Regions from separate parts of the Homo sapiens genome. Here region 2 is linked to region 1. Evidence: read pairs that join two places in POLR2A ChIA-PET (ENCODE). Cell type or tissue: Panc1. All regions are shown on one strand. Each heading gives the region's core, and the rest is flanking DNA. Links, peaks and the distances in the headings are about the cores only.

The links. Peaks named below come from ENCODE experiments on the same cell type or tissue, not always from the same donor. Only the 100,000 strongest peaks of a DNase experiment are listed, where the experiment ranks them.
Region 2: POLR2A ChIA-PET joins it to region 1 with 6 read pairs; 2 of 35 experiments call an interaction of 5 or more read pairs at or near these places.

What each region holds. Positions count from the first base shown.
Region 1 is chr19:39,058,102-39,070,614 of GRCh38, reverse strand. No RefSeq gene overlaps it. Among named protein-coding and RNA genes, the nearest start is that of ACP7, 20 kb to the left of the region's middle. RefSeq lists an enhancer at 11,609-12,110. In Panc1, for the core only: no CTCF peak of the experiment used is centred there; no DNase peak of the experiment used is centred there; H3K27ac peaks cover 1,732 bases.
Region 2 is chr19:39,348,918-39,361,430 of GRCh38, reverse strand. SAMD4B (sterile alpha motif domain containing 4B) reads right to left here. Exons shown (of 14, transcript NM_001384574.2): 2 at 7,365-7,425; 3 at 4,342-4,742. The coding sequence starts at 4,537. Among named protein-coding and RNA genes, the nearest start is that of SAMD4B, 13 kb to the right of the region's middle. In Panc1, for the core only: no CTCF peak of the experiment used is centred there; no DNase peak of the experiment used is centred there.

The sequences.
Region 1 (12,513 bases), core at 2,510-10,509:
CCTCAACTTAAAAAACAAAACAAAGGCCGGGTGCAGTGGCTCAAGCTGCAATCTCAGCACTTTGGGAGGCCACAGTGCAAGGTGGGCAGATTGCTTGAGCTCAGGAGTTCGAGATCAGCCTGGGTGACACGGTGAAACCCCGTCTCTACAAAAAAATACAAAAACTAGCCAGGTGTGGTGGTGTGCACCTGTCATCCCAGCTACTTGGGAGGCTGAGGTGGGACGATCATTTGAGCCCAGGAGGTCAAGGCTGCAGTGAGCTGAGATCATTATACCACTGCACTCCAGCGTGGGCAACAGAGTGAGACACTGTCTCAAAAAAAACCAAAAAACAAAAAAAACAGTACAATGGCAGTTGGCATGCTGGCGATGATTGCCCCCACATTGGCCTCATGAGTCACACGGTCCTATCTGGACTTGTTGCCCTCTAACCTTTTCTATTTTATTTTTATATAATATAAATAAATAAATAATTTGTATATTATATAATTATAGAAATATGTAGAAATAATTTTTATATAATAGAAATATTATATATTTATTTTTATATAATATTTTTATGTCTATATTAGAGAAAGGGTCTCTGTCTGTCACCCAGGCTAGAGTGCAGTGGCATGATCATGGCTCACTGCAGCCTCGAGCTCCTGGGTTGAAGTGATCCTCTTGCCACGGCCTCCCCAGTAGCTGGGATCACAGGCACACAACACCATACCCGGCCTGCCCTCAGACTGTGGTGCCCTGCTGCCATGCTGGGACCTCCTTTACTGCCATCCTGAGGTGCCTCTTCACTTCTCTCCTATGTCAGGTCCCCTGTGTCCTGGATCTCAGTGCTCCCCTTTTTCTTGGTGGTGCTCTCATTTCAGTTGAGTGCATCCTGAAGCTTTTCTTCTTTTTTTTTTTGTGAGATGGAGTCTTGCTCTGTCGCCCAGGCTGGAGTGCAGTGGCGCGATCTCGGCTCACTGCAACCTCCGCCTCCCAGGTTTAAGCGATTCTCCTGCCTCAGCCTCCCGAGTAGCTGGTATCACAGGCACACACCACCATGCCCAAATAATTTTTGTATTTTTAGGAGAGATGGGGTTTCACCATGTCGGTCAGGCTGGTCTCGAACTTCTGACCTCGTGATCCACGCGCCTCAGCCTCCCAAAGTGCTGGGATTACAGGCGTGAGCCACCGTGCCTGGCCATCCTGGAGCTTCTTGAGCAAGGTCATGGGAGGTAAACGTTTCAGACTTTACACGTCTGAAAATGTCTTCAAACTCTCCTCTGACTTGATTGATAGTTGACTGGCCACAGAATTCAGGGACCAAACTCCATTTGTTTCAGAATTTTAAAGGCATTTTTCTCTCATCTTGTTTGCAGTATTGTTCTTGAGAAGTCTGAGGTTTTTGTTGTTGTTGTTTGTTTGTTTGTTGATGATAGTGGCAAAGGAGAGAGTTGTGAGGCCAGGGTTGGTGACAGAGAAGGTGGTACACGGAGGGGGAGGCACAAAAGAGGTTGATGGGAGGGGAGGAAAGGTGCAGCAGGGTCCACTGGCTGTTCACAGTGGCCATTTGCACATTTGCACCTTCTATAACAGCACCCTCAGGTTTTTTTCTCTCTTTTTTTTTTTTTTTTTTTTTGAGACAGAGTCTCGCTCTGTTGCCCAGGCTGGAGTGCAGTGGTGCCATCTTGGCTCACTGTAACCTCTGCCTCCTGGGTTCAAGTGATTCTCCTGCCTCAGCCTCCCAAGTAGCTGGGATTACTGGTGCCCAAAAAAAAGAAACAGAGGCTGGGGGTGGTGGCTCATGTCTGTAATCCCAGTACTTTGGGAGGCTGAGGTGGGTGGATCACCTGAGGTCGGGAGTTTGAGACCAGCCTGACCAACATGGAGAAACTCCATCTCTACTAAAAATACAAAATTAGCTGGGTGTGGTGGCACATGCCTGTAATCCCAGTGAGAGGTGAAGCCAGCTGGACTTCCTGGGTCGAGTGGGGACTTGGAGTACTTTTCTGTCTAGCTAAACGATTGTAAACGCACCAATCAGCGCTCTGTGTCTAGTTAAAGGATTGTAAATGCACCAATCAGCACTCTGTAAAAACACACCAATCAGCACTCTGTGTCTAGCTAAAGGATTGTAAACGCACCAATCAGCACTCTATAAAATGGACCAATCAGCACTCTGCAAAATGGACCAATCAGCACTCTGTAAAATGGACAAATCAGCAGGATGTGGGCGGGGCCAAATAAGGGAATAAAAGCTGGCCACTGGAGCCAGCAGTGGCAACCTGCTCTGGTCCTTTTCCACACAGTGGAGGCTTTGTTCTCTGGCTCTTCACAATAAATCTTGCTGCTGCTCATTCTTTGGGTCCACACTACCTTTAAGAGCTGTAACACTCACTGTGAAGGCCTGCGGTTTTACTCCTGAAGTCAGTGAGACCATGAGCCCACCGGAAGGAACTCCAGACACATGTGAACATCTGAAGGAACAAACTTCAGACACACCGTCTTAAAGAGCTGTAACACTCACCCCGAAGGAAGGTCCATGGCTTCATTCTTGAAGTCAGCAAGACCAAGAACCCATCAGAAGGAATAAATTGCGGACATGCCAGCTACTCAGGAGGCTGAGGCAGGAGAATCACTTGAACCCTGGAGGCAGAGGTTGCAGTGAGCTGAGATCGTGTCATTGCACTCTAGCCTGGGCAACAAGAGCGAAACTCCATCTCAAAAAAAAAAGAATATTAAAATGGGAAGATGATCCTGGATAATCCATGTAGGCTCCAAATGCAATCACAAATATTCTTATAATACGAGGCCCTCAGCCGGGAGTGGTGGCGGGTGCCTGTAATCCCAGCTACCTGGGAGGCTGAGGCAGGAGAATCTTTTTAACCCAGGAGGTGGAAGTTGCAGTGAGCCGAGATTGGCCACTGCACTCCAGCCTGGGTGACAAGAGTAAGACTGTCTCAAAAAAAAAAAAAGAAAGAAAAGAAAATAAGAATTGAGGCTGGGTGCGGTGGCTCATGCCTGTAATCCCAGCAGTTTGAGAGGCTGAGGTGGGCGGATCACTTGAGGTCAGGAGTTTGAGACCAGCCTGGCCAACACGGTGAAACCCCATCTCTACTAAAAATACAAAAATTAGCCAGGTGTGGTGGCACATGCCTGTAGTCCCAGCTACAGAGGAGACTGAGGCAGCAGAATCGCTTGAACCCAGGAGGCCAAGGTTGCAGTGAGCTGAGATTGTACCACTGCACTCCAGCCTGGACAGAGAGGGTGACAGAGAGGGACTTCATCTCAAAAAAAAAAAAAAAAAAGAATTGAACTTTGGATTTGGCACCATGGAAGTCACTGATGACCTTGACAAGCTGTTGGATTTGTTTTTCATCACTGCACGTTATGCTCTAGGTACCGTGGCCGATATAGTCTAGGTGCTATCACCACCAATCTCATGTTGAATTGCAATTTCCAACATTGGAGGTGGAGCCTGGTGGGAGGTGATTGGATCATGGGGTGGATCCTTCATGAATGGGTGAGCACCATCCCCTTGGTAGTGAGTGAGTTCTCAAGAGATCTGGTCATTTAAAAGTGTGTGGCAGCCGGGCATGGTGGCTCACACCTGTAATCCCAGCACTTTGGGAGGCCGAGGCGGGTGAATCACGAGGTCAGGAGATCGAGACCATCCTGGCTAACATGGTGAAACCCCGTCTCTACTAAAAATACAAAAAATTAGCCAGGCGCGGTGGCAGGCGCCTGTAGTCCCAGCTACTCGGGAGGCTGAGGCAGGAGAATGGCGTGAACCCGGGAGGTGGAGCTTGCAGTGAGCTGAGATCGCACCACTGCACTCCAGCTTGGGTGACAGAGCGAGACTCCGTCTCAGAAAAAAAAAAAAAAAAAAAGACGGTCTCGCTCTGTTGCCCAGGCTGGAATGCAGTGGTGCGATCTCGGCTCACTGCAACCTCTGCCTCCTGAGTTCAAGCGATTCTCCTGTCTCAGCCTCCCGAGTAGCTGGGATTACAGACCCCCACCACCACGCCCGACTAATTTTTGTATTTTTAGTGGAGACAGGGTTTCATTATGTTGGCCAGGCTGGTCTCGAACTCCTGACCTCAAGTGATCCACTCACCTCAGCCTCCCAAAGTGCTGGAGTTACAGGCGTGAGCCACGGCGCCCGGACTTAAGAGCCATTCTTATTTCCTTTTCTATGAACTATTTGTTCACATTCTCTGTGTATTTTTTCCCCTGATGAGATTGTTCCTTTTCTTATTCATTTGTGGGAAATCTATTAAAATTAGCCCTTTGCATGTGATGCAATTTGGAAGTATTTTTCCAGGTTTGTCATGTTAATTCTGGATTGATCAAATATAGACATCATTATGAACGATGAGCATTCAGCTCTCACCCCAACACTCTTTTTATTCCCCATCCCTGTGATTTCTGTTATTAGAACTCACTCTACCACGTTTAATCCTCTTTCAAACACAAGCTTCTGACTGTCAGTCTTCTCGGATAAAATCATGATGATCTAATCATATCTCAGACATTGCTGCAAAAGAGGTAAGAGATCTATGTTTGAAAGTCTGGCAAGTACCATTTTAGTTTTTTCAATGTTTTTGACTACAGTTCAAAATAAGACATGTACTTATATCACAACCTAGCACACATGCATATATGTATATCTATTACATAATTAAAGTTTACAAAACTTGGCCAGTTGCGGTGGCTCACGCCTGTAATCCCAGGACTTTGGGAGGCCAAGGCAGGTGGATCACTTGAGGTCAGGGGTTCAAGACCTGCCTGGCCAACATGGTGAAACCCCGTCTCTACTAAAAGTACAAAAAAATTTAGCCGGGCATGGTGGCACGCATCTGTAATCCCAGCTACTCGGGAGGGTGAGGTGGGAGAATTGCTTGAACCCAGGAGGCGGAGGTTGCAGTGAGCTGAGATCATGCCACTGCACTCCAGCCTGGGTGACAGAGTGAGACTCTGTCTCAAAAAAAAAAAAGTTTTATATAACTTGTGCAAGACTCACAATGTGGGCAGTGCCAGCCTCTAATCTCTTCTGTTTTTGCTTTTGTTTTTAAATGCTGGTCTAAATCCACTTAATTGATTTCAAGGCCTTAGCAGATCTCTATCTGCTTTCTAGAACAAGTCTATGTTTTTTGTTAATTTTGAGACAGGGTCTTGCTCTGTTGCCCAGGCTGGAGTGCAGTGGCAAGATCTTGGCTCACTGCAACCTCTGCTTCCCGAGTTCAAGCGCTTCTTGTGTCTTAGCTTCCCAGACAGCTGGGATTACAGGCACCCGCCACCACGCCTGGCTAATTTTGTATTTTTAGTACAGGTGGGGTTTCTCCATGTTGGCCAGGCTGGTCTGGTCTTGAACTCCTGACCTCAGGTGATCCACCCACCTTGCCCTCCCAAAGTGCTGGGATTACAGGCCTGAGCCACCATGCTTGGCCAAATCTATACTTTTAAAGTTTCTATGCAGATATTTTAAAATTTGTTTTATTCCACTCGAGTGAGGTATAATTTACATTATAATTACGGTAAAACGCGCCCACTTTAAGTGTGCAGTTGGATGAGTTTTGACAATTGTACACCACCTCAATCAAGGCAGAGAACATTTCTCTCCAGAACATTCCTTTGTGCCCTTTTGCAGTCAATCCTCTTACCGCCCGCCCCCCACCCCCAGGGGTAACGGCTGTTTTGATTTTTAGCATAGATTAGTGTTATAATAAATATTTTATATGCTCCCTTTACCACCCTGAAATAAAGTTTATGGATAATATAACCCACCCACATACAAAATAAAATTTTTAATCAAGATAATGTCCTTATTATAATGAAGAAAGAATAAGCGGAAAGTAATTTATAGTAAAATGTTCAAAAAGCTCAGACTTAACTAAGCTATAAAACATAATAAAGGGTTAGGGGTGTGCCAGGGGCAGAAGCTTTGTGAATGCCAGCTGGAGAGCCACAAATAAAGACAGACACAGCTTTGTGACTCTGGCACCAAATGGTGAACAATGAACACACATTCCTGGTTCTACCCAGTAGTTGCATTCCTGAAAAATTTAAAACTGTTTACGGGCCCGGTGCGGTGGCTCATGCCTGTAATCACAACAGTTTGGGAGGCTGAGTTGGGAGGATCGCTTGAGCCCAGGAGTTTGAGATTACAGTGAGCCATGATCACACCACTGCACTCCAGCCTGGGTGATGGAGCGAGACCCTGTCTCTAACAACGACGACAACAAACCTGGTTATGAGTATAATGGAGTTCCATGTTGGGCTTAGGTAATTTTGTTTTTTTGTTTTGAGACAGGGTCTCGCCCTGTCACCCAGGCTGGAGTGCAGTGGCATGATCATGGCTCACTGTAATCTCAAACTCCTGGGCTCAAGTGATCCTCCCACCGTGGCCTCCCAAAGTGCTGGGATTACAGTCATGAGTCACTGCGTCCGCCCCAGGGCATATTTATTTATTTATTTATTCTTTCTTTCTTTTCTTTTCTTTTTTTTTGACAGAGTCTCACTCTGTTGCCCAGGCTGGAGTACAGTGGCTCGATCTCAGCTCACTGCAACCTCAATCTCCCTGGATCAAGAGATTCTCCTGCCTCAGCCTCCCAAAATGCTGGGATTACACATGTGAGCCACCACGCCTGGCCTGGGCACATTTCTTCCTTTTTTTTTTTGAAACAGAGTCACTCTGCCACCCAGGCTGGAGTGCAGTGGTGCGATCTCGGCTCACTGCAACCTCCACCTCCTGGGTTCAAGTGATTCTCCTGCCTCAGCCTTCCAAGTAGCTGGGAGTGCAGGCGCCCGCTACCATGCCTGGCTAATTTTTTTTTTTTTTTTTTTTGTATTTTTAGTAGAGACGGGGTTTCACTATGTTGGTCAGGCTGGTCTCAAACTCATGTCCTCAAATGATCTGCCCACCTCGGCCTCAAAAGTGCTGGGATTACAAGCGTGAGCCACCACGCTGGGCCTCTCAGGTATTTCTTTATAGCAATACGAGAACAGACAAATACAGGTAGCTTGTCTGATATTACACAGCTTGTAACTGGTCCAGGTCTCTCCCAGTCCGCAGTTTCACCGAAGGCTCCGTACTCTGCCCAAGGCTCCATACTCCGCCCATCCTCAGCATTAAAACACACAGGTGTTTCTGCTGAAGCAGGAGCCGCTTCAGCAGAGATTTCCTAAAAGCCTCAGTTTATTTTAAATCACTGCAAGTGTAGCCTTTTTAAAATTTTTTTAGACGGAGTTTTGCTCTTCCCAGGCTAGAGTGCAATGGCGCGATCTGGGCTCACTGCAACCTCCGCCTCCCAGGTTCAAGCGATTCTCCTGCCTCAGCCTCCCGAGTAGCTGGGATTACAGGCATGCGCCTCCATGCCCGGCTAATTTTGTATTTTTAGTGACGGGGTTTCTCCATGTTGGTCAGGCTGGTCTCGAACTCCTGACCTCAGGTGATCTGCCCCCTTCAGCCTCCCAAAGTGCTGGGATTACAGGCGTGAGCCACCACGCCGGGCCAAGTGTAGCCTTTTTAAAGGCTCCCAGTGGAGAGACATCGCTGCTTGGTGACAACCGTCAGCCCTCATGTTGTCGGCTGAGTGCCCTGCTCTGTGCATTTGAAAAGCAAACCCAAGAAAGAAGAGCGAGTCTCACCCCCAGGCCAGACAAACTGGGGACCGTCGCCAGGGGGAAAAAAAATAGTGCAGGGTTTCTCTAAAACCAAGCTACCCAAACTTCAGTGGCTCACATACCACTTGAGATTTTTTTGTCCTATTCAAGGACTACTTAAACTCTTATTTACTTAATTTCTTTAAATAATGTTTAGGCTTAATTCATTTTGAAGGCAACATTGTATCACTACTATAAAGAGAAAACCAAAATCATTTAATACTTTTTCAAAGAAAATACAGGGCTGGGCGTGGTGGCTCACGACTGTAATCCCAGCACTTTGGGAGGTTGAGGCGAGTGGATCACCTGAGGTCTGGAGTTCGAGACCAGCCTGGCCAACATGGTGAAAGCCCATCTCTACTAAAAATACAAAAAATTAGCCGGCATGGTGGCGGGCGCCTGTAATCCCAGCTATTCAGGAGGCTGAGGCAGGAGAATCTCTTGAACCCAGAGGCAGAGGTTGCAGTGAGCTGAGATCGAGCTATTGCTCTCCAGCCTGGGCAACAAGAGTGAAACTCTGTCTCAAAAAAAAAAAAAAAAAAAAAAAACACCCAGGCGCCTGTACACCCAGAGCTGGGCTGGGTGTAGTGGCTCATGCCTGTAATTCCAGCATGTTGGAAGGCCAAGGCAGGAGGATTGATGGAAGCCAGGAGTTCAAGACCAGCCTGGGTAACATAGCAAGACCCCATCACTACAAAAAAAAAAAATGTTTTTTAATTAGCTGGGCACTGTGGCGTGTGCCTGTAGTCCAAGCTACTTGGGAGGCTGAGGTGGGAGGATCACTTGAGCCCAGGAGGCCGAGGCTACAGTGAGCCAAGATTGCACCACTGCACTCAAGCTTGGGTGACAGTGTGAGACCCTATCTCTAAAAAAGAAAAAAAGAAAACACAGAGCTATTCACATAACAAATGTTTTGTGTACCACCTAAATGTGTCAAATCTCACTAGCATATTCCACTCTTTGGGAAATGCTGTCCTAAGTGGAAATTAGTGACAATTTCCAGAGAGATCTCAGCATCTTTGAACAAGCAACATCTTGGAGTCACCTGTCAATCAGACCACTGGGCTCAGCTTCCCAGAGATCTGTAGCATGGGGTAGGGAAAGAGGCCTTGTTGGAGAGAATACTGGCTTAGGGGGCTCAGGAGTGGGAGACAGGCCTGAAAAAACACTAGTAAAGATAGCCCATGTTCAGAAGTCTCAGAAACCCCCCAGTGCTTTCAGGAGAACATTTCACACACACACACACACACACACACACACACACACACACACACTCCACATATGAATGCTTTGGGCTGCAAGTAACAGGAAACCCACAGAAGATGTGTAGTCTGTCCAGATGCTCACTGATGTCATTGGCATCCTGGGTTCCCGTTTCTCTGCTCTGCAATCTCTATCTAGTTTTATCTTCATCCTGAAGATAAGGTTGTAAGTGAAAGGCTGCCAACACCACTGCAACACGCTTTCTTGTTTGAGTTCAGCAGAGGCAAGGGAGAGAGAAAGACAGAATGAGAGAGAGAGAGAAGCTGTCTTTCTGCGGGACTCCCTCAAGAGAGCGGAGGGAGCTGTGGGGTGTTTGAGGGGAATTAACAGTAATGATACTGATCAACAGTCACATGCTACTTTCTGTGCTACAAGCACTGCTCTTAGCCTTCCCATGTGCCCTATTACACCAACTCTAAGGTGCTCTGTGCATAAGAGCCATCTTAGAAAGAAAAAAATAAAGCAGCCAGGTGCAGTGGCTCACACCTGCAATCCCAACACTTTGGGAGGCCGAGGCAGGTGGATCACCTGAGGCCAGGAGTTTGAGACCACCCTGACCAACATGGTGAAACCCTGTCTCTACTAAAAAGACAAAAATTAGCTGGGCATGGTGGCAGACACCTGTAATCTCAGCTACTCAGGAGACTGAGGCGGGAGGATTACTTGAACCCGGAAGGCGGAGGTTGCAGTGAGCCGAGATCGTGCCACTGCACTCTAGCCTGGGCGACAGAGGAAGACTCTATCTAAAAAAAAAATAAAAATAAAAATAAAAAAGGCCAGGCGCAGTGGCTCACGCCTGTAATCCCAACACTTTGAGAGGCGGAGGCAGGTGGATCACCTGAGGTCAGGAGTTCGAGACCAGCCTGACCAACATGGAGAAACCCCATCTTTACTAAAAATACAAAATTAGCCGGGCGTGGTGGCACATGCCTGTAATCCCAGCTACTCAGGAGGCTGAGGCAGGAAAATTGCTTGAACCCAGGAGGCAGAGGCTGCAGTGAGCCAAGATTGCGCCACTGTACTGCAGCCTGGGCAACAAGAGTGAGACTCCATCTCAAAAAAAAAAAAAAAAAAGGAAGCAAAAAAGACCACTGTTGATTAAACCACAACAGATCATCTATTTTAACACCCATCCCAATTCCGTGGATCCATGAAATACCCCATACTAGCTCATTTGGTCCTCTCCACAACCCTATGAGATAGGTAGCATTATCATCCCCATTTTATACAGGGGGAAACTGAGGTCAGAAAGACTGAGTGGCATGCTCAAAGTCCCCCCAGTGAGCCAGAGGTGGAGCCAGGATTTGAACTCGGGCAGTCTGGCAGCAGAGCCCTGACTCTTATCTGCTCTCCACACTGCCTCTCTGCTTCCAGTCTGATTTTGGAGAAGTAGACCCAGGAATCACACAGACAGCTAGAAATATCCGCCTATTGGCATATGAAAAGGGGCTCAACATCGCTGATCATTAGAGAGATGCAAATCAAAACTACAGTGAGATATATCATCTCACCCCAATTAAAGTGCCTTATATCCAAAAGACAGGCAATAACAAATGCTGGCAATGATGTGAAGAAAAGGGAACCCTCGTACATTGTTGGTGGGAATGTAAATTAGTACAACCACCGTGGAGAACAGTTTGGAGGTTCCTCAAAAAACTAAAAATTGAGGCTGGGCGCAGTGGCGCACACCTGTAATCCCAACACTTTGGGAGGCCAAAGCAGGTGGATCCCTTGAGGTCAGGAGTTCAAGACCAGCCTGGCCAATGTGGTGAAACCCCGTCTCTACTAAAAATACAAAAATTAGCCAGGCGTCATGGTGCATGCCTGTCATCCCAGCTACTCAGGAGGCTGAGGCAGAAGAATCAGTTGAACCTGGGAGGCAGAGGTTGCAGTGAGCAAGATCACACCACTGCACTTGAGCCTGAGGGACAGAGCTAGACTCTGTCTCAAAAAAAAAAAAAAAAACAAAACACCTAAAAATTTGAGCTACCATATGATCCAGCAATCCCACTGCTGGGTATATACCCCATAGAATGGAAATCAGTGTATCTGTTAAGGAAATATCTACACTGACATGTGTATTGCAGCACTGCTCACAGTAGCCAAAATTTGGAAGCAACCTAAGTGTCCATCAGCAGATGAATGGATAAGGAAAATGTACATATGCACAGTGGAGTACTATTTAGCCATAAAAAAGAATGAGATCTAGTCATTTGTAACAACATGAATGGAACTGGAGACCATTATGTTAAGTGAAATAAACCAGGTTCAGAAAGACAAACATCACATGTTCTCACTTATTTGTGGGAGTTAAAAATCAAAACAATTGAACTCATGGACATAGAGAGGCTGGGAAGGATAGTGGAGGTTGGGGGGAGGAGAGGATGGTTAGTGGGTATAAAAAAATAGAAATAATGAATAAGACCTACTATTTGATCACACAACAGGGCGCCTATAGTCAATAATAACTCGCCTATTTAAAGATAACTGAAAGAGTATAATTGGATTGTTTGTAACACAAAGGATAAATGCTTGAGGGGATGGATGCCCCATTCTCCAGGATGTGATTATTATACATTCCATGCTTGTATCAAAACATTTCATTTACCCCATAAATAAGTACACCTACAAAAATTAAAAATTAAAAAAATATATATCAGCCTGTTGGTAAAGGCTTAGCTGGGTGGCCGCAGCGGGCTTCCCAACACCCCCAAATTGAACTTACCATCTAAAATGGAGGCTCCTTGGCCAGGTGCAGTGGCTCATGCCTGTAATCCCAACACTTTGGGAGGCCACGATGGGCCGATCACCTGAGGCCAGGAGTTCAAGACCAGCCTGGCCAACATGGTGAAACCACGTCTCTACTAAAAATACAAAAACATGTGCTGTGTCCACTCAGGGTTAAATGGATTAAGGGCGGTGCAAGATGTGCTTTGTTAAACAGATGCTTGAAGGCAGCATGCTCGTTAAGAGTCATCACCAATCCCTAATCTCAAGTAATCAGGGACACAAACACTGCGGAAGGCCGCAGGGTCCTCTGCCTAGGAAAACCAGAGACCTTTGTTCACTTGTTTATCTGCTGACCTTCCCTCCACTATTGTCCCATGACCCTGCCAAATCCCCCTCTGTGAGAAACACCCAAGAATTATCAATAAAAAAATAAATTAAAAAAAAATAATAATAAAAAACAAAAAAAAATAAAAATAAAAATACAAAAAAAAAAAAAATTAGCAAGTCATGTTGGCGCACGCCTGTAATCCCAGCTACTTGGGAGGGAGGCTGAAGAAGGAGAATCGCTTAAGCCCAGAAGGCAGAGGTTGCAGTGAGCCAAGATCTCGCCACTGCACTCCAGCCTGGGTGACAGAGCAAGACTCCATCTCTAAATAAATACATAAATAATGGCGGCTCCTCTCTAGCTGGTTTATAGGCACAAGAATAAGTTCCACTAAACCATGGGTCCTCCCCCACCGTCACCCCCAGGGAAGGCATGAGGGACAGAGACAAACTGCAGCTGTTCTTCCTCCACTTGTCCTTCCTGGAGAGTGCAATAAAAACACCTCCTTTATTTGGTAACATAAGGAATGAGAAAACCCCTTTCAAAGACAC
Region 2 (12,513 bases), core at 1,958-9,957, 290 kb before region 1:
TTTAGCCAGGATGGTCTCAATCTCCTGACCTCATGATCCGCCTGCCTCGGCCTCCCAAAGTGCTGGGATTACAGGTGTGAGCCATGGCGCCCGGCCAGGGAACTCTTAACTGGGGACTAGTGAACCAACTGAACTCAAGAGTTGGTTTGTGGAGTAGGTGTGCATCTTTTTGGGGAGGGTGGGGAGGAGGGGAAGATTTTCTAACTGGTCCATCCCGCTAAATATTAAGAACTCTTGCCCTAGAATAATGTGCTGGGCCTCTCCCAAAAGAAAGTAGTATGCTTGGCTGTGGCTCTGTCTTCTTTGGCACATTATTTCAGAGCCCAAGAAGTACCTGGAAAGTACCAGAACAACCCCCTCACTGTCCAAATGGGGATCCTGAGGCCCGAGAGGGTCAGGCAGGACTGACCCAGGTCACAAGAGGTGTTAGTGGAGAGCTGGATCTACAACTCTTGGGTGTCTCATGTCTCACAACAAATGAATCATCCAGCAGGGCATCACCTCTCACACTGCCTGGTGAGCAGAAGAACCTGGGTACTCGTTCCCAGGCCCATACCCTCAGGATTCTGATTTAGTAGGTCTATGGGGGGCAGAAATCTGGATTGTAACAGTCACCTAACCCCAGTGATTCTGATGATGATGCAAGTTTGAGAAACACCAGGGAATGGGAAGGCCATAATAACCAGAGGAGAAACAAGAGTATGAACAGCTCCTTCTTTGAGGCAGGTCTCCAGGCCCAGAAAGTAGCACCTTCCTTTACAAATAAGGCAGGTGGGGTTCTACTTGAGGGTAGGAGTGAAACAGGAGGCACCTGCTTCTTAGTCTTAGAGCCCTCAGGTCTACTAGAAAACAGGCATTCAAGACTCTACCAGAATTTACCTCTGTGATCACTTCTCTTTCAAGTCATGCTTTGCTCCAGTCCTGGCAGGCTTCCTGCTGACTCTGGAACACACCATGGCCTTCCCTCATTCTAAGTTTTCCTTTCCTCTCCACCCATTTAAGTACCAGCTTGTTATTCTCACCATCTGATATGGGGCTATGGATAAAAACCTTGATTCATATATTCATTCATCATTCAATTCATTTCACAGCACTTCTCAACCCTGGCTAGGCATTACCACCAATATCCCACTGCAAACCATCTGGGAACGGGCCTCAGGTTATTTGTATAAAATGCAGCATGTCTTTCAAGGGCAATGTGGTGAGAACAAATATTTTATTTTATTTTTTTATTTTTTTTTTTTTGAGACGGAGTCTTGCTCTGTCGCCCAGGCTGGAGTGCAGTGGTACAATCTTGGCTCACTGCAAGCTCCGCCTCCCGGGTTGACACCATTCTCCTGCCTCAGCCTCCCGAGTAGCTAGGACTACAGGCACCCGCCACGACGCCCGGCTAATTTTTTTGTATTTTTAGTAGAGACGGGGTTTCACCGTGTTAGCCAGGATGGTCTCGATCTCCTGACCTCGTGATCCGCCTGCCTCGGCCTCCCAAAGTGCTGGGATTACAGGCTTGAGCCACCGCGCCTGGCCTGGAGAACAAATATTTTAATTGCATACACCTTTAAACTAGCAGTTCTGCAGAATCTGAGGAGTTCATCCTAGAGATGTTTAAAGGGTACTCATTACATCACTGTTTGTAAGATGAAGACCACATGTACCATGTGGAAGAGTCTATTGGTCAAGAGCTCTAAAGAACTCTGAAGTCAAATTTGAACTCTACCTCTTATCAATTGTGTGACCCACAGCAAGTCATTTAATATCTCCAGACCTACAGTCTCCTCTGTAAAATGGGGGAGTAACAGGGGAGTACAGAGTTGTTGTGAGGTGTAAATAAATACTTAACGAGAAACAGACGTATGTGCTGAATACGGAATGATCTTCAAATCATATTGGTAAGTGAAAAAACCAAACTGGTTAATATGCATGTTTGGCCATATGTATTAAGACAAAACAATGACAAAGTTGGAAGGAAAATATATATGCATTCATATATGCAGGGAATTTATCTCATAAAACATAAGGAAATGAGAACGTGAAGTCTGGAAGAAAAACCTCACTTTCACCTTTTGTACTATCTGATTTTACTGCAAGTTCTGAAAACAAAAGCAAAAACTAAAAGCACTGAAATTACTAAGTACTACTGGTGATTCTGATATACAGCTAAGAGTGGCACCCAGAGGTAATCCAACTGCCTGCTCAGGATGGGACAGTGGGGATGTGTGACGAAGCTGTGTAAGACACTGGCCTGCCCCACAGGAGCCCCCACTATAAAGGCAGAGTCATATCACAAACAGAACTCCTGCCTTTAGTGTTAGAGTGGTGGGGAGTGTGGCAGGGGTGAGAAATGGCTGAGCTCCGAGCCTGCTGCAGCTGAGCTGGGTTCTTATTGCTCTTTGTCTAGGACTAAGAACTTACTGCCAGACTAGGAACTAAGCTGATGTGACCCCTGGCCTGAGTAACCGTCTCCCGCTACAATCATGCTGCTTCTGTGACTTCCACACAAAAACTCAGTAAAATAAGGGTGACTGTTGCTAAGGCAGGTGGGCCTGGGGAGATGAGGGAGGCCAGGCAGCTGTGTGGCTCCCCAAAACCCAATCCTAGCAGTCCATGCTTGTTTCCTGACTTGTAAAATGGGGCTAATGACAGGACCTACCTCATGGGGTTGTTGTGAGGACTAAGTGAGTTATTGACAATTAACAACTGACAGTTATTGTTTACTACATGTCAGGCATGTAGGAAGCCACACGTGTTAATTCACTGAATCCTCACAACTACCCTAGAAGGTAGATATAATTATCATCTTTTTTCTTTCCTTTTCTTTTTTTTTTTTTACTGAGGTTACATACTTCTCAGGATATCATGTTGAATTTAAGATGAGGAAACTGGCTGGGTGCGGTGGCTCATGCCTGTAATCCCAGCACTTTGGGAGGCTGAGGTGGGCAGATCATGAGGTCAGGAGTTTGAGACCAGACTCACCAACATGGTGAAGCCCCGTCTCTACTAAACATACAAAAATTAGCCAGGCGTGGTGGCGCGCAGGAAAGTGAGGCACAGAGAGGTTAAGTTACTTGGTTATATGGCAAGTAACAGAACTGGGATTTAAACTTAGACAGTCTGACTTGAGAGCCACGTAAGAACACTGCTTTTTTTGTTTGTTTGTTTGAGATAGAGTTTCGCTCTCATAGCCCAGGCTGGAGTGCAATGGCACGATTTTGGCTCACTGCAACCTCCGCCTCCCGGGTTCAAGCGATTCTCTTGCCTCAGCCTCCCGAGTAGCTGGGATTACAGGCACCTGCCACCATGCCCAGCTAATTTTTGTACTTTTAATAGACACGGGGTTTTGCCACGTTAGCCAGGCTGGTCTCGAACTCCCGACCTCAGGTGATCTGCCTGCCTCAGCCTCCTAAAGTGCTGGGATTACAGGCGTGAGCCACTGCATCTGGCCAAGAACACTGCTTTTAAAGTTAATATACAAGTAAAGACAGTACTTGGCTTGCTGTAAAGGCTCAATATGAACTATTATTCTGAAGAAGAAGGTGCAAAGAGTTAGGGTGACTAATTTGGACAAACTGCATGGAGCCCCTTGATGCCCTTCCCAGCTAGCTTTCGGGTATCCACTACCCTCCCTCTTCTTTGGCCTCCATCTCTCCCATCTGTCACTGGGGCCAACAGCTCTCCATCCAGCCCTGTGGAGGCCCAGACAGCTAGAGTAGCTTCAGCAGTAGCCCCTGATTCTAGCCTGACTCCTGTCTACAACTGGGGCCTAAGGGACAGGTCTTAAGAGAAGCCTGGCTCACCCATCCCAATGCCAATCTCACAGGACACAGAGTGCCTAATAAGTACTTAGGGAACTGACAGGATGAACTGTATCTAAATTCAAAACTTTCTGGAAGCTGCTTATGCTTTAAGTCCAACCTACCTTTGAGGGTAAAGAATAGTATAGGATGACATGAATTTTGGAAGAGTTCTCAAATTCCCTCCTAGCCCTGATATCCTGAAGCTTAAGAAATTAATTACTGCTCACCTTCTATACGCCTTTCATAATGACTTTAGTCTGTTCCTTTCAGCAGCCCACATAAGCCACTCTACATGATCTTCCTGTTATGGGGAGTTTCCAGTTTGCATTGCCTTCTCCCATAAGTCCACCATACCATGCCTGAGGATTTATGGCAACACAGTCCCAGAAGACCCATGATGACAACTTAGAAGGTAAGGAACTCCCCACCCACCAAGCCTAGAACCCACGTTTTTTAGTCCCATTGTTGGGTTGACCTTCTTAGCCATGTGACATCTGTTCCAGGTCTCCCTCCTGCTGTGCTCCCATCTCTAAGGGTGGAAACTCACCAGCACTGTTGGCCTCCGACTCCAGCAGGTGGATGTCATTGCAGTCCGCCAGTGAGTGCTCCAGGCAGAGCTGCAGGAAGCGGGCCTGGGTACGGGTGACCCGTTTCAGAAGTGACAGGAGGGCCACTGTCTGCTCACACTCATTCCAGCCTTTGAACCAGCCAGCGAGGATGCCCACCTGGTCTCGGAACATCATGGTGCCGGGCCTGGGGCCAGGGTCGGGGGACGGCGGTGGCGAGGGCCAGCGCCGTCACATGGTCCCGGCTCTGGCCTCCTGTTACCTTTCCCCTGAGGGCCAGGGCTTAAGGACGTTTCTGGGCGTGGTGGCAACGGTTGTTGGGGGAGGAGGAAGCCTGCTCACATGGGGGGAGGTCTTGGTCCAGCCACGCCTCTCCAGTTTCCTGAAAAAGGAAGCAAAGGGGTCAAACAGAAAGAAGGGGCTGAAACTTGCCTGGTGAGTGTGGGTTGAGGGGGCATGAAGGCCTCATGCCTTTCTCTTTCAGGGTACTTGCTCTGCTGAGCTCCTGGAAGAAACATGAAGCCAACACCAGATATTAAAGCTACTTTCACCCAAATCTTCAGATCCAGAGAAAAGGCGTGACTGGGACTTAGATGCCTATCCCAGAGACCAAGGAGATGTTGGCCCTCACACCTGGCTGTCATAGTGTCAAAGGAAGCGGATTTAACACAGAAAATATATTGGAAAAATTTTTCAGAAGTGGGAAATAGTAGGCTGCAAATTATGAGAAAAGATATGAATTGATGGCGATCTGGCCCAAGGTGACATGACTAAGCACAGCACATCTCTGACCTTGCTGGTTTCTGGCCACCTTCTCTGAGAGCTGGGCAGTGTGACTCCTAACCTACTGATAGGACTCCAAGGGCTCTTTAAATTACTTCAAGCTAGACCCACAATGCTGGGTAGAGGATGGATGGTCGGGTAGTGACCCTGGTGGAGATCTCAGGTATGCAGCCAGCCATCTGATTAGTAACTGGCTGGGTATCTATCAGGTGTGGGCATGGACAAAGGGCTTTTCAAAGATCACCAACAGGCTGAGGGAATCTCACCCTCTCTAACCCAGCTTCCCTGACTCTGGAAAAGGCACAACTCTGATTTATCAGATTTTACCCATCTCTATTCTGAGGTGAATCGCTCCCTGCCCTCTTAATTCCCCTGAAGACTCCAAACCTAAACTCTCTGGTTGGGAAGTCCCCGACTTCCAGAGATGCCAGCTTGTCTCAGGCTCCTCCTGGAAGCAAAGAAAATGCCAACCTGAGGGGAAGGGGACAGATCAAAAGTCAAAAACTCACAAGCTACAAAGTGTCCAAATTCCCCTCTTAGGCAGGAACTAAAGAAAAGTTATTTCAACTGGGCAAACAACAGACCTATTTTTCAGGTGGTTGGTTTCTGGACACCACTCCGAAGGCTTTTTCTAAGTGTCTCGAGCTCCAGATCTCCACTCAACATTTCTTCCATCTGTCTCTCTTGCAACCAGTGCCCTTGGCTCTATCCTCAAACCACATTCAGCTCCATCCCCCTCTGGCTGCCAAAGGACTAAGGTTCCCCGGACTGAGAACTTCATACAAAGACCCATTGAACCTACTGGGCTCAGGTCTAAGGGAGCTACTCACATCTCTCTGAACTTCCGTGCGCTTGCTGAGGAGGGCTGTGGGGTGCATTAGGCAACAGCTGTGACTTGCCTCACAGATCCCCTGTGGGACCCCTAAACAGACTGAACTGGCCTGGTTGCCAATCCCTTTGGATGTAAGAAGCAGGAAAGGTATGAGGGAAAATGAAACCTTGCTCCAAGTTAAACAAGCGTCCAGCAATTTTTTTTAAAGGGGAAATCAGATGTCACCTCCCTGGCCTAAAATTCTCCAATGACTTCCCATTGCACTTAAATAAAATCTAAATAAGGTCAAGCATGGTGGCTCTCACCTGTAATCCCAGCACTTTGGGAGGCTAAGGCAGGTGGATCACTTGAGGTCAGGAGTTCAAGATCAGACTGGCCAAAGTGGCGAAATCCCGTCTCTACTAAAAATACAAAAATTAGCCGGGCGTGCTACTGCACGCCTGTAATCCCAGTGACTTGGGGGGCTGAGGGACGATAATCGCTTGAAGCTGGGAGGCGGAGGTTGCAGTGAGCTGAGATCATGCCACTGCACTCCAGCCTGGGTGACAGGGAAACTCTGCCTCAGAAAAAAAGAAAAAAAAATTTTAAACAAATTCCAAACATCTTATCTTGAACTACCGAGCCCTATAGGACTCCTGTGGCCACTCCAACCTCATCTTGTACCAAATTATTTCTTATTCAGTGGAACTGTCTTCCCCTAGAAGCTGGCTCCTGTCATTCAGGTCTCAGCTCATTGTCATTTCTTCAGAGAGAGCTTCCCTGACCATCCAATCTCAGGAGTTACTCCTCCAATTATATTAACACTATTTCATTCCTATATAATTTGGCACTCTCAGGTATCATCTTATTTGTTTCTCTCTACTGACCAAAACGCAAGCCATACAGTCAGCCAGTGCCTACAACAGTGCCTGGCACGTAGAAGGTGCTCAATATATATTTATTGAATAAATAAATAGCTATAGAAGGTGAATGTGGAAGCCACACTTGGGATTTCTATAGCCCTAGGGGGGAAGAAGATAGAAGGAACAGCTCATAGGATGGTAAAGGGATTTGAAAACCTTGTTTTAAGAAAAAAAAATTGAAGGCACTGAGATTTTCCTCTGGGGAAGAGAAGACTCAAGGGGAATGGCATAACTGACTTTGAATATCTGAAGAGGTAGCACGCAGAAAAGAAATTATATTTGTTCTTTTACTCTAGAGGAGAAAAGCAGGGTAGATGACTCCAAGGGAGTGACAACATGGGATAGAGGAAATGCTGAAAGTCAAGAAAATTCAGTTCTAGTCCTGCCCAAGCCACTGATTCACTTTGATCACGGAGCTAGTCTGTTCTCTTCTCTAGAATGTAGGATAAGGAGCGGGACTGGGTGAGACATGACAAATAGGTTTTACCTCACAGGCTAACTCCAATCGATTGGTAGTGGCTGCCTGGAGCACTGCGATGAGAAGAATCCTGAAGAAATGAATGGGAATATCCATTAATGGGGAATGATTAATAAACTGGGGCAGATCCCACATTGTATGATATAACGTATCTATTAAAAACATGCCTAATCTGGCCAGGTGTGGTGGCTCACTCCTATAATTCTAGCACTTTGGGAGGCTGAGGCAGGCAGATCACTTGAGGTCAGGAGTTTGAGACCAGCCTGGCCAACATGGCGAAACTCCATCTCTACTAAAAATATAAAAATTAGCCGGGTGTGGTGGCGGGCGCCTGTAGTCCGAGCTACTTGGGAAGCTGAGGCAGGAGAAACGCTTGAACCCGGGAGGTGGAGGCTGCAGTGAGCCGAGATTATGCCACTGCACTCCAGCCTGGGTGACAGAGCGGGATTCCATCTCAAAAAGAAAACAAGAAAACAAAAAAACAAAGCTATATACAATGTTTGATCTGTAACTACTTGGAGGGGTGTCCATAAGCTACACAGTAATATGTACAATATAATGCCATTTTTTAAATTAAAAAAAAGCCACATACAAAACCCCTTATATATCTTATATATGAATATTTATGTCTATATGTGTATAAATGTATAGAAGAATACACCCTCGGCTGCTAACACTATCTTGGAGAAACAGGGGGATTATTAACACTATCTTTATATAACTTTGTACTACTTCACTAGTTGCAAGTGAATACATATTACTTTTGTAATTTTTAAAAAAGAATTTAATTAAAAACAATTTTAAGGCAGCATACTTCCTGACTCAGTGAGAAAGAGTGCTGTGATTAATTATCAATGTTTGCCCTGGATGCAGGGTGGATGAGTGGTAGCTCACGCGCCTAAAAAAATCGGTTTTCCTTCCCAGCTCCAGCATTTTGTGGCTTTCAGTCCCAAAGAGGCAGCAGCTGCTTCAACATAAGGAAGAATTTTAAAATAACGCATCTGTCCAAGAATGGAACTGGCTGCCATGTGAGGAGGTAATAAGCTCCCTGGCTGCTGGAAGTGGTCAAGCGGAGGCTGGATGAACATCCCTCGGGAGTGGGAGGGATTCCTTCACTGGGTGGCAACTCATAAGATAGAAGGACATGTTACTATTTCAGAGGGAACATTTGTGACAGGAGGTTTGATATACCAACAGCATTTACAGCAAAAAAACGACCAAATCCACAAACAGACCAAAGTTGTGCACACTCTTTCCCATAAATTCTTTTACTGGGTTGTTACTTTTCCTAAGCAACAGCACTGTTCCCCCCCTCCACCCACCCAATAAGCTGCTGACTAAACATTAATCCAGCTTTTCCCCCCAGGCCAAACGATAGAAGCAAAGCTTTCGGACATAATAGGGTCTCAAACATGATGCTTACAAGGCCAGGCTTTGAACAAAGCAGGCCAACTGGGACTATGGTGAGTTGGAAAGTCCACACCCGGTCAAAAGGGAGAAGTCACTATCCACCTCTTATCAACTGCTACCATGAAGGAATGTGGGTCCAGTATTGTTACGTCTTAGGTTTTTTTTTTTTTTTTTTTCCCCTAAAGAGGAGCCAGATATCTGAATTTTAAAGTAAAATCCCCCCCTATTTTCAAATGTGGGAAACGAATCACATTGAAACAATAGTGAACAACTACACAGAAGAAGACATACCTGTGGTCCTTGGAACAGAAGAGCACAAACTAGAAAAAGACCAGAAGTCTGCTAACTATCCCTCCCTTGGGCCTCTCTGGTTTATACCTTCAAGCCACCCCACTGCTCAGGGAACATGACTGGTGGAGAAGATCTAGTGATGGAGGATGATTCTGACAGTCTTCAGTAAATACTGGAGGCTTTAGTGAAACAGTTACTTTTAAGATTTCACTGTTAAAAAAAAATCATCCCTGAAGGTAGGGTTCCTATGTCTTCTGGATGAGAGAAGGATGCTTTGTGTTCGGTCTAGATGTTAACTGGAGAGGACTGGATGGCCCTCTTCCATTAAAGGGCCAGAGGCCGCCTGCTACTTTCTATCCCATGTGCTTGGCTGAAGTGACAGAGGGAGACCTGGGTGAGGCATCTCACTGTGGCAGCATCTTACTGTATCCATTTCCATCTTCTAGTATCAACACCCTGGGTTCCCCTTGGAGAAGGAACTGTCTTTCTTGGCTCCAGAAGTGGACATGGGGTAAAGCCTGGCCAAGGATAGTCCTCTCTGGATTTTTGCTGGAACTACTAAGGAAAATAAGTTCTTGGTTAGGGTTGCTCAGATTACACATCGTCTCATGATGTCACCAGTTGCCACCTCTTCTATTTCACGGTGGAAGCCTGCTTCAGAATGAAACTAACAGATGACAGCAAAGTCAAGAGATGGGGGAGGGGGAAAGGGAGATCTGTTCACATGATTTAAAACCTAGATGCAGCTAGCCTGAAGCCTCCCCCTTGTGGCCCACTCTTTTCAGTTACATAGATGAATAAATTCGTTTTTGACTTAGGCCAGTTTGAGTTGGGTTTCAGTTAAAACTGAAAGAGCCTTGACAATTCCCATGCAAAACAGAATGCACTACTGGTCTGGTCTCTTTGTCCTCATGTGACCAAAAATGACTCCTTGCCTTTGAGGAAAAACACAAGAGGGGAGCCTCTATAACAGAAGTCTCTCCAACAGCCCAGCAATATTGCCACCATACTTGAAGAGGTCCAAGTGATCTTCTTGGGAAGCCCCTACCACCTCCAGAGGTGGGAAATGAGGTTAACAAAATGGCTAAGAGGGCTGGGTGCAGTGGCTCACGCCTGTAATCCCAGCACTCTGGGAGGCATGGGCGGGTGGATCGCTTGAGCTCAGGAGCTCGAGACCAGCCTGGGCAACACAGTGAAACCCCGTCTCTACAAAAATTACAAAAAAATTAGCCAGGCGTGGTGGCGTGCACCTGTAACCCCAGCTACTTGGGAGACTGAGGCGGGAGAATCACTTGAGCCCGGGAGGCAGAGGTTGCAGTGAGCCAAGATCGTGCCACTGCACTCCAGCCTGGGCAACAGAGTGAGACCCTGTCTCAAAAAACAAAAACAAAACAAAACAAAAGCCAAAGGTTCCAGATCAGCAGCCTGGGCAACATGGCAAAACCGTTTCTACAAAAAATCCAAAAATTAGCTGGGCGTGGTGGTGTGCACCTGCAGTCCCAGCTACTTTGGGAGGATCACTTGAGTTCTGGAGGTCGAGGCTTCAGTGAGCTGAGATCATGCCACTGCACTCCCACCTGGAGAAAGGCTGGGCACGGTGGCTCACGCCTGTAATCCCAGCACTTTGGGGGGCCGAGACGGGCGGATCACCTGAGGTCAGGAGTTCGAGACCAGCCTGGCCAACACGGTGAAACCCTGTCTCTACTAAAAATACAAAAAATCAGCTGGGCGTGGTGGCAGGCGCCTGTAATCCCAGCTACTCAGGAGGCTGAGGCAGCAGAATCGCTTCAACCTGGGAGGTGGAGGTTGCAGTGAGCTGAGATTGCGCCACTGCACTCCAGCCTGGGGGACTGGAGACTTTGTCTCAAAACAAAAACAAAAACAAAAACAAAAAAATGCTGAGATGTTCCAGGACAAACTGCCCTCTGGGCTTCTTCTCTGGCCCCAAACAGTGAGAAAAGGCCCATATGCCCATAAACAGTGCCTCTGGAGTCCAGCTCTCTTCATTCAGAAGCAGGATGGTGGAGTTAGTCAGACCTGGCTTAAATCCTGGCTCTCCTGTTATACTTACTTGCTGTATTGACTATGACAAGTAACTCTGTTTCTTCCTCAATGAAGCTTGTTAGAAGAATTAAATGAAACAATGTATTTAAAAATACCGCGCATGATGCTTTTTTCCTCCTCTATACTTCATTTCAATAGCAAGCATGATGCTTAGCATGTCTTCATACATCATACATTGTCAGGCCCTTTGCCAACAGCTTTCCACAGATAAGCACATTTGATCCCCAAAACTCTATTTCAAAAATATATAACATACATATATGAATATATTATCATTTTACAGATGGAGCAACTGAGGCACAGAGAAGTTAAGTCACTTTGCCCAAGACTGTACACCAAGCTGAGATTTTCAAGGCCAGGCAGTCTGGCTTCAGAGCTCTTGCTTGCTCTTAACAATGCAAGAAAGCTGGGCATGGTGGCTCACATCTGTAATCCCAGCACTTCGGGAGACTGAGGTGGGCAGATCGCTTGAGCCCAGGAGTTTGAGACCAGCCTGGGCAACAAGGTGAAAGTTGGGCCTAAGGGCCCTTTAATACCAACATCTCTGGATGAATAAGGGGATCCTATCTGCCTTCTTACCCATTCCTAGTTCTTTTTACAGCACGACCTAGGCCTTTGAGAACTTACACTTCATGAACAAGGTAACAGGCTAGTTACCTAGGGTTAACTCACTTTCATAACCTGAGAAGAGACTGTCAGAAGCCAAGGGAGCACAACTTCTCTTATAAGAATCAACCATTATTTCCAGAAACTCCTGAAATACGTACACAAAACATGTACACCACTGCATTAGCAAAGAATGAGCTTTTTGTATGAATGGTGCTGGGGAAGGGAGGGAGAGGAGAGGAGAAGCCAGGCAGGGCCTCCTGGAAGATAAGTACAGTATGGGGAGCTCCGGTAAACTCTGGAATAGAGAGGAAGCTAGCATTCTTCCTCCCACTCCTAAATGTCTTGACACCCCTTCCCCCCGAAAAGTTTATTCTCTGCTTCCTTTCCCTTCTTTACACTTGTTTTCTCTCACTTAGGCATGTAATTAACTCCTGTAGATTCAATCATCACCTCTCTGTGGACAACTGAGACATTTTTTTGAGTCATCTTTGACTTCTTCCATTTCCCAAAGACCCAGTCATTAGGTCTTGATATTTCTTTTTTCTTAATGTCAGCTACACATGCCTTGCTTATCTTTCCCCAAACCTAAGTGGCTCTAGAACCAGACTGCCGGGTTGGAAATATAAGCCTGCCACTTACTACCTGTGTAATTTTGGGCAAGTGATTTCACCTTGCCATGCCTGTTTTGTCATCTGTAATGTGGGTGTAATAATAGTACCTACTGAGAAGGAAGACAGAAAATAATAATAGTGCCTACTCTCATAGAGTTGTGAGGCATAAATGA